Linked DNA regions of Mus musculus: region 2 is linked to region 1. A link is a loop called in an ENCODE intact Hi-C map of the cell type or tissue named here. Cell type or tissue: heart. All regions are shown on one strand.

Region 1 (5,000 bases):
ATATTTAGAATGTAGTCAGGGAGTATGCTGATTTAGTAAAATGGAGGTTGTAGGTTCTCCTTCAAGATCCATTACTTTCCTAGCACGGGAAGTTAGCTAGGTCTTCTGGACCAGGCATGGTGTCCCTCTTGTTGAGTAGGTCTTAAGTCCAATTGGAGAGCTCTTGGTTCCTACCAATGTTCATGTGTCCCTATGAAGTGCACAGCTTTGCCCGTGATAAAACAAAAATTTTTTTTTGTTTGTTTGTTTTTTTCAAGACAGGGGTTTCTCTGTGTAGCCCTGGGTGTCCTGGAACTCACTGTGTAGACCAGGCTGGTCTTGAACTCAGAAATCCGCCTGCCTCTGCCTCCCAAGTTCTGGGATTAAAGGCATGCGCCACCACTGCCCAGCAATAAAACTATTTTGAATATAATTTTTAGTTACTTTCCCGAATCTTTAGTTCTACAACTACTATTATCTTTTATTAGATTTTGACCTTCTTGACTTAACATGAGAGGGACAATTTAAGGGAATTTATATAACAAAAACAAAGTAGAACTTCCGTGCTTTAACTGCTATACACTATAAATTACTAACCATGTATCTTACAACGTTGAGTTTAAGGATCATTAACCTTAAAAACATAAATTAATCAAAAAGAGAAATTGGTTGGAAATGATTTGTATATGAATTAAAATTCATAAAAACTATTGTTGACTCTCTTAACTCCATGAAACCTACCTATGCATTTATTACCCAGACTTTACTTGGAGCCTTTATCTTTTCACTTACTACAACATCGTTCTAGGAGCTGTCACTGTACCAAGTATAGTACATATGACCAATATATACTACATGTCATACAGTCGGTTCATCTCATGTCATACAGTCGGTTCATCTCCTAGGAGGTAGAGAAGCAAACAAAGGGGACAAGGAAATACTGGATGCTGTGATATAGGCATAAGTTCAGAGATGTGAAAGGGACAGACAAGCACAGTCAGTTCTTTATAACCTGCATTTGCAGTGAGGTTCTGAGACACATTGACGGGAGAAAGACATTTGTGGAGCAGACATTTTTTTAACCTCATACTTCTTTCTATACCCAAATTACACTTTGTCACACATAACAAAAGTCCCCCCCCCCAAAAAAAAACAGACCAAAGTATTTGTTTTTATAAGTAACAAAGTGTGCCTCCTTCTCACAAAGAGTGAAAAAGAAATATTAGGCTTGAAGTATATGTTTAAAGTACACAGGCCATGAATAGTATGCAGAATTGATTTCTAGGTTCCCATAATCATAAAGGCACCGGTAAGCCTTTTGAGTACCACTTAAAAGTCTGTTCGTCTGAAAAAGTGTTCTAATTCACAGCTTGAGGTTTCTGAAGGAGTATTTCTTCCATTCATAACCTGAAATCACTTGAGGCTTTTTTTGTGATTACCCGGGAGAAGCTGAGGGGATGGAAAAAGTTGTTTCCAAGGAAAGGAGGGGGACGAGTCAACAATGAATGGTCCTTCGTCGACGCGTTGGGATGCTTTCAGCTTTTTCTCTGATTAATTTTATTCTGTCTACCAATCAAACGATGTTAGGAGACCAGAGACTAACAAACGGGGCAAGAATTGTCCTCCACCTAACTCTTCTTTTCCTCTTTGCAAATACACCCCTTATTAAAATCCAGCCTAAACTTGAAAACGTCCACATTTCAAAGCTCCAGCTTTCCCTAGGAGCTGTTCCTGACCATGGGGACCTATGTCGCAGAGTGCGGTGGGGCTCCGATGCAGACAGAAAGGTAGTCCTGGGGTTCAAGGGAGGGAAGCGGAGCCTGGCGCAGGGAAAGTTTAAATCACCCGGCGGCGGCGCGCGCTCTGGGATTGAAAAGCGCGGAAGCGCCCAGCAGGTGCGCGCGCACCTGTCGCTCGCCCCGTGCGAGCCTTGAGACCGCACCGGGGCCCGGTTCCGCTAGGGCGCCGCACACGCGGAGCGCCGAGGCCCGCTCCCCGTTTCCCGAAGTCGGCGGCGCGCCCCGCGGGCGTCTGGGTGGCGCGTGTGCTCGGGCGGCCACGGCGCCCCCTGGCGGCGGCCCGCGGCCCCGGCGGAGCGTGGGTCAGTCAGGCGTTCTCCGCGGGCAGCCCGCGGCGGGGCCTTGCCTTATATAGCGCGGGGTCCTCGGCGGCCTGGGTGGCTTCTGCCCGTGCTGCTGTCGTAGACGCGGCCGGCTGTTGAGTGTGGCGGCTGTTGGTTCGCGGCGGCGGCGGCGGCGGCGGGGGGAAGAGGGCGAGGCGACGGGGGAAGGAGGCGGCAGGCGCGGCGGCGACGGCGGGGCCCGGGGCCCGCGGCGGCGGCGGCGGCAGCAGCGAGGGGGGCGAAGATGGCGGACGTGCTCAGCGTCCTGCGACAGTACAACATCCAGAAGAAGGAGATCGTGGTCAAGGGGGATGAAGTGATCTTCGGGGAGTTCTCCTGGCCCAAGAATGTGAAGACCAACTATGTAGTTTGGGGGTGAGTGCGGCGTGGCTGTGGCCTAGTGGTGGCGGGGCAGCATCGGGCGCCCCCGGGCGACCTCTTTCCCTAAAGCCCTCCTCCCTGTCCTCCTCGGAGTCCCTCAGGGATGAGAGGGGGGAGAAAAAAAAATGGGTGCTCTGGGGAAAAAGTTATTCTCTGGAGAAGAAGTTGTACTTTTAGGGCGAGGAGGGAAGAAGTGGAGCGGATTCTAGAGCGGTCAAGTCTTCTCTGTGTTGGAGAAGCCGAAGGGAAAGGTACCATGGGAGTTTCCGACTTGCCAGTTGGCGTGGAGTGTGTACAGGTTGTCCGCGCCGTGTGGGGCTGGTGCACGGCTACCTGGACGGAGGTGTAGAAGGACAGCGATCGATCGCAGCATCTGCCGGCCACCGAGTCGCTTTTTGTTCTTAGGTTTTTTTTTTTTTTGTAATCTCCCAGAGCCTGCCATGTGTTGCAACTGTCTTCTTTGGCTCCTCGAGCGCCTCGGCAATTTTCTTTTTTTTCTTTTTTCATAATAGGGGTAGGTTGATGTTATTCCTCAAGAGGGGTTGGGGGAGAAAAAAAAAAAGGAATAGACAGCTATCACTTAGAGTTAAGGGACGATTAGGAGAGTTTGGAAGTTTGCTGAAACAGTATTGGAGCTGAAAGCAGGACTTTGTTGGGGAGAAAGTTACCGGGGAAATGCAGTGAGACCGGGGGAAAAGCAGTGAGCTTTACATACGGGTCTGAGAAATTGATCCTGTGTGCTCTTCAGGAAGAGCCTTCAAAGGAAAAACAAAACAAAACCATTTGTGATTATTGTTCCATGGATGCCGTGGATGTAAGTCGTTCAGGAAATCACAGAGGGTCAAGTTGAAGAATCCTTTGAGTCCTCTGTAATGATGTTACTACTATTGATGCTTCTCTTTGATTACTAGAATGAGTCAGAATTTTGGTACCCATTTTGTTTGAATAACTTTGAACGATCAATTTAACACGAGAAAATCAATTTAAGATTTCTTTGGACTTACTGATTTCCTTTTTGAAATGTTGATTAAGTGATATTTTGAGTTTCCCATGTTTTACTCTTTCAAATAAATAACACAATTATTTTATTGGGTTTTGTTTGTTTGTTTGTTTGTTTTTTGAGACAGGGTTTCTCTGTGTAGCCCTGGCTGTCCTGGAACTCACTCTGTAGACCAGACTGGCTTCAAACTCAGAAATTCATCTGCCTCTACCTCCCAAGTGCTGGGATTAAAGGCACCACGCCCGGCTTATTTTATTGGGTTTTAATGAATATTTTTTCTTTAACAAACCTAAGGGATAAAGGAAATTTAACTTGAAAAAAAAAAAGCCTAAAACTCTGGTTCCTTCCTTAAACTATTTTGGCTAGAAAAGGTGAAACAGATTAAGTTGATCTGAACTGTTTTGTAGCTGATAAGAAGAGAACAGTTGTTTCCTTGTAGGTGAGGTGCATTATCCAAAGCCTGGAATAAATGAATGAACAGATGAGTAAACTTGAAAGAACAGCCAAGAAGTTGAGTGAAGTAGTGGGATAGCCTTCCAGTGTGGGGGAGCTATAGACTTAAGACATGAGGCCTGGAAAGGACATGGCTTGACAAGCATGTACAAAGGAGTGAAAAAGTAAAACTTAGAAGAAATTTAAAACTTTCAACATTAAATTTTTAGCAGAAGTTATTAACTCTACATGTATGCACGTCTAAATGTATATCGATAAAAGATTAGTCCGTACCCTTAATGTGTTCAGTGCTTTCTATTTTTATGATAATTTGTATAATAACTACTAATGAGTGATTGGACATAATATCAGTTTTGAGCAGTGGTTCTTAACCTGTGAGTTGAGACCCTTCTGGAGGGCGTGGAAAGATCCTTTCCAGGGATCAATCACCTGAGACCATCAGAAAACATAGTTACATTTATAACAGCAGCAAAGTTACAGTTATGAAGTAGCAATGAAAATGATTTTTTAGTTGGAGGTCACAACAGGAGGAATTGTATTAAAGGTTTGTAGCATCAGGAGGGCTGAGGACCACTTGTTTAGAGGAAAAGTGATAATAGAGGCTAGTAAAGGAGATTTAGGACACATTTCAGTGAGCTGTATTTAAATGGATTCATACAGTTGAACCGTCATAAGAAGTTGGAGGAGAAAGGACCTGCTTGCAGAGCAGTCTATGTGTTATCACTAGAGAGCTTGTATCCTCAAGACTACATTGTTGGATCACAGAGTTACATTTTGGCTTTGTTTTAGTGTCAGTTTGAGAGATGTTATAAGGATCATCTCTTTGAAGTACATCCTTTTTTTTTTTTTTTTTTGGTTTTTTTTTTTTTTTGGTTTTTCGAGACAGGGTTTCTCTGTATAGCCCTGGCTGTCCTGGAGCTCACTTTGTAGACCAGGCTGGCCTCGAACTCAGAAATCCGCCTGCCTCTGCCTCCCGAGTGCTGGGATTAAAGGCATGCGCCACCACGCCCGGCGAAGTACATCCTTTTAACTTACAGACTATTGTTGAGGATGTTGTATAGCAGT
Region 2 (5,000 bases), 74 kb before region 1:
GTCAGCTCCTTCTTCCATGGTCCAGGAGTCATCAGGCTTCGGTAACCAGGCTGGCTATACCACCAGCCCTAGACTGCATTAGTTTCAAAATAAACTTGGGCCACTATCTCTGAACGTCAACTTTTTAAATGACAGTTAAAGATTTTGAGAGGAAAAATTATCACTTAACCTGTAAACATTTCAAATTCTGTAATGTCCAAAACTGATCTAATTTTCTTTCCTATCAAGTCTATTCTTCAAATGATACTTTATTTATCCACCCAAGCCAGAAGCACGTTTGACTCTTCTTTCCTACAGTCAGTCAACTCCTGCTAATTTTCTTTTCTCTTTCTGTAGGAGAAATATACTACTACTCAACCTCTACTGTAAGGTTGGCAGCCCTGAGAACTCCTCTTTTAGTGTAGCATGTTCTGGATGCATTCCTGCTCCAAATAGAATGAGGAGAAGGTATTTCCACATGCAACCTGAGATTGAAATACTACCTAACTGCTGACTCTACTTTCTCTGTACCCCAGGGCTTAATGTCAAGCCAATCACCCACAAACTTACCATTTTCAAAAAGAGTCATCTCATTCATTCTATCTTAACTCTAAATACTGTAAGCACAATCATGTTAATCACAAACTAATTTTAATTATGTTTGATCTCCACATCTTTTTCAGAGTAAGTCCCCAGTGACTTCCAGGCAATCTAATCTATACAATATGGTATCTGATTTGGCGTGGCTTTACCTTTTTACCTAAGATCTCTACACTGCCTGCCTATTCATTACACCATATTTTAGTTACTTTGCTGGCTGCTCCATAAGCTACCTTTAGGTAACCACACTAGATCATGCTTCCTTTTGCCCAGCTCCTCTGTGATCTACACAGTTAAAACAATTTCTGTATACTCTTAAACGTAAACCAACATGTTATTCTAGATTGACTCTCAGTTCTTCAGACCAGCATTCCGATTATTCACATTAAAATTTCCAACTCCGTAACTGTATGCCCGAAGTACAGTTGAACATATGTTACGCAATGCTCGAAATATTCAGCCATGTACAGTACACAAAATCTACATTAAGGTTTGCTATATTTTGGGTACACATTTTAACAAAACAGTTAAAAACAATATCTTAGAAAAAATCAAAATGAAAATGGAGGGAAAAAAAAACTCCCCCAAAACGTTGGGAACACGAGGAAGGATAAACTGTCCTATTGGTTGAGTAGTACGGAAGGAAATAAAGTCAGAGAGAAATTCAGAGCTAAGCATGTGGCCTCTGAGCAAAAGCACTACCTCGAGAAAACTCAACTTCACAGGAAGTCAAAAAAGGAGGGAGTAAAAGAATTGCGGGAAGTAGAGTGCAGACCCGCGTAGACGGTTATCTGTGGAGGTCCGGAAGAGGTGCCCACATACGAAAGGTGAAAGTTCTGCTTTTGGGAAACTAGAATCTCGAGTTTCTGGGCGGCTGGAGCCTCAGACACCACCCGGGGAAACACACGCCCTAGACCGGCTGCTCCGCAGGACCGACAGCCTGAGCGATGCACCTGACCACACTGGAGACAGGGAGGCTCCGCAGGGAAGGGACAGTGGAAAGGACAAGAGAAGCGCGGAGGAGATGATGAGGGAGGGAGACAGGGAAGGAGGACGCTCGAGGCAATTCAAGTGTCCGAGTCCCAAGTCCGGAGAACACAGCAGTGCACAGGCAGAGGGACTCCTTCCCCTCGTGGTGTGGCTCCCAAGATCACTGCGGAGACGCGGCCGCCCCGGGCCGAGGACGCGGCAGAAGCCCTACTTTCCACACACGCCGACTCCAGTCCCTGAAGTCACTTCTCCGACGCCGGGCGTCGGTGGCGGCAGGTGACCGCCTGGCCCAACGCGGGCCTCCTCCCGGAACCCCCGGCCCAGGACGGTCCCCCTGGTGCTCACCGAATCCTTTAATGAGCTCGGTGAAGACCCCGGGGTCGCTTTCCATGAGACACCACTCCCCGGCATTGCTCGACATGGTCCCCGACCACACACACACCGCCCCGCTTCCACCTCGCGCTCTCCGGAGCCCCGCAGCACAAGCTGCCACCGGCCGCAGACCTCAGCAAAACCCGCCGCCGAGCGTCAACCCCACGTCACCCCGCCTACTTCCCGACAGCCTCCGGGCGCCGTCACCTGCCGCGCGCCGGAGCACAGAAGGACGCTCTAGCCACCCGGGAGACGTCGAAACGCCTCTCCTGCCTCTCAGGATCCGTAGCGCCCTCTGCCGGGCCGGAGAAGTAGCGGGGCCTCGGAGCGCCGGAGGGAGGCACATCCGGGACCCTTGGCACCCCAGAGCTGGGGCGGGGCGATGGAAGGGGCGGGGCTCGAGACGGGGCGGGGCGGGGCTCGCTCCGACCCGAACCTGGAGCTGTCCTCGCCCTTTCGGGCCGCCTCCTATTCCTGGTGCGACGCAGGCTTTCTGTAGGCGCCGCGGGTCCTGAGCATCACCTTCCAGGTAAAGGTGGGTCACTGCAGGCCTGCTGCGGGCCGGGGAACCGCGTTTTGGGCAGTCCCAGCGATCCTGGGCACTTGAGGGCTGGCCGGTGCGCACTCTCTTCCAGCCGCATCCCAGCGTCAGAGGCCAGGCAAAGCCTTCGCCGCCTCTGTGCTCCGGCACCCGCCGGAGGAGAGCATGGACCGACTTCGCATCTGAACATTTCGAACCTGGCCTAGTTGCTCCGGGAGGATGGAATCTTGGGGAACTCAGGTCAACTCTCCCACTTGCAAAGCTCCTGGCGAGCGAACGTGCCAAGGCCCCTTTTCACTCTTTTCTCTCTTCCTGCGGCTTTGGCATAGAGGCGTTGTCTCGGATACCGGTTTGGGAAGGAGCTTTGTGGGAAGACCGAAAGGAAATTATCTTAGAGGAATAATAATCAAGGAAGGGAGAAAGATTTCTCGTCCAAGGGATGAGAGACTCATGTATCGGGATGAAGTGCCTTACGGAAAAATGCGCACCATCCCTCTCCCGCCACCCCTCCCCCCTTAATAGTGCATTATTTTAAAAACACTTGAAATGGTTTTGATGAATAGAACAAAAAATAGCTATTTGTAATTAATACTTATCATTCTTCGGAGGTGGTTTTATTCATCATTTCATAAAAGTATGTTCCAAGGAAGGCTTTTGGCTTCCACAGGAAAAATTTTTGCTCAGAGCATCCTACCATGGTGACATCTTGCCACAGTTCCTCAATACTTTTCATTGCATCGCCCTTAATGGAGTTGATATTTTCATTACCTTTGTGTATGGCATATCCATTTGAACCTGGGATCCTGGCTTTGTAAAGTATTATAGCTTCATTACTGTAAAATTAGCCTTGGCTTTTATTTTTAAAGAAACTGCGTATTTGCTTGACTTCTCAGGGTGAAAAAAAAAAAGTTAGCCTTTCCAAATTACATGAAATATTGGCTTAATGTTTGTGTAAATTGAAGGAAAACATGGTAATCTTTGTACTAGTAATGGTACGACGTATATAGATTGTAGTCCAGAAGATCTTGAAGCAGAAGTGTTATTACATCAGTGTCTTGCTATCTGGTTTACATTCTGCATTAAGAGAATGGACAACATATGGATCAACACATCACTGCTTGGCCTTATGTCGAAGAACAAGTGTAAAATGCTCCAAATGTTGCCATAGTTCTAACAGTTAAAGGCTCTAAAGCTTTAATTTATAGAGATGTTAGAAAACTTCAAGTGGTATAAATTCGGGAGACTGTTGTTGTGTTTAAAGAGGTCAGAACAACTCAAAGAAGAATTCACTTGATTGGTTTTGACTTAGGCTTATAGCACTTGACTCCATAGGACTAGACTACCAGAAAACCAGACTTTGATTTGCCTCACTGCCCAGCTGCCTTCTAAACCACTGGACTGCAGCTTAGGGTTTTGAGAAAGGGGACACTGGCAGTTGAAGAAAGAAGGAGTTAAGCTACTGTTAGTTGATGGAAGCTGTCTTGAAACTCAGCTTGAGTCACTTCATTAGTATTACTAAGATACTCCTAGCGCTTGGTACATTCCAAAAGATTTTGAAACTATCAGGAACCATTGTATCTCCATGTCATCTAATGTCGCCAATTTTAAAGTAGTTTGTATTTTAGCCCTTAGTAATAAAAAGGAGAATGAATAGCTTGAAGTAAACTGCCATTCGATTTTCTATATTTAAATGTTTTTATTGAGACTTATATATGCAAAGAAGTTTTGTAGGTGACCTAGTCACCAGCAGGGCAAGGTGCAATTCCAAGGTGCCTACTCTGCAGCCAGAAGAGGTTCTCTCTAGGGACTTCTACTCAGGTGTAGCTGGGACCCTGACTTAAACTGCAGAAGACCATTTCCAAATGAGTCGGTCTGAAGGCATGCTGGACACTGTAGTTCATAGGCACCACAGCTGGGTAGGATTGTTAGTTGCTTCCCTCACTTGGAAGCCTTCTGGGATCATGAAAGCTAGTCCTCAGGCTTTGCAGTTTGAGACCTCTTGGTCATGTGTCCAAAATACATGGTGTCTTCAGCAATAAGCACTTTACTAACCTTCCTCCTCTGAGAGGCAACTACAGGCACTAACAATAGCCTAGGATTTGGGGGAAATCTCTTATTAGACAACCCTGACCAACAAGCCCAAAAGGAACTAACATCTTATATGTAGTGTTGGAGTTTTTGCAAAGTGGTCTCTGGATCTTGGGGAAAGCGTTGTCAGCCAGGGTGAATGCATTTCACTTAAACTATATGTATACACAGACTTACATGTAATATGTGTAATTTTACGTAAATAGATAATATGACTCCTTATGACTTTTTCAGACCCTAAGGCTGCTATTTTACCTCCTCCCTGCCTCTAATTAGAGTTCCCACATCATCACAGTTTTTCCACTTCCCGCTTCAGACCGCCTGTACCCTGCCATTCCTCTCTCTATTGCTTCTCTCTTCCCTGCTCACCCCTGCCGTGGTCCCTTTGTACTTTGCTGTTTTCAGCTGTTTCTGCAGACTGTGTACTCAC

What was found. Peaks named below come from ENCODE experiments on the same cell type or tissue, not always from the same donor. Only the 100,000 strongest peaks of a DNase experiment are listed, where the experiment ranks them.
Region 2: a loop joins it to region 1, with 6 times the contacts of the local background. A loop is called at or near these places in 10 of 42 quality-filtered maps.

Annotation. Positions count from the first base shown.
Region 1 is chr1:143,699,970-143,704,969 of GRCm38, reverse strand. Cdc73 (cell division cycle 73, Paf1/RNA polymerase II complex component) reads left to right here and starts at 2,077. Exons shown (of 17, transcript NM_145991.2): 1 at 2,077-2,476. The coding sequence starts at 2,346. In heart, CTCF peaks have their summits at 1,853 and 2,053 (motif pointing left); a DNase peak (open chromatin) is centred at 2,099; H3K4me3 peaks cover 2,879 bases; H3K27ac peaks cover 1,849 bases.
Region 2 is chr1:143,774,391-143,779,390 of GRCm38, reverse strand. It overlaps Ro60 (Ro60, Y RNA binding protein), which reads left to right and starts at 2,340. Exons shown (of 9, transcript NM_013835.2): 1 at 2,340-2,470. Uchl5 (ubiquitin carboxyl-terminal esterase L5) reads right to left here and starts at 2,113. Exons shown (of 11, transcript NM_019562.2): 1 at 1,915-2,113. The coding sequence starts at 1,990. LOC115487685 (a small nucleolar RNA gene) reads right to left here and starts at 463; the gene lies at 329-463. In heart, a CTCF peak has its summit at 2,229 (motif pointing left); a DNase peak (open chromatin) is centred at 2,220; H3K4me3 peaks cover 2,699 bases; H3K27ac peaks cover 1,776 bases.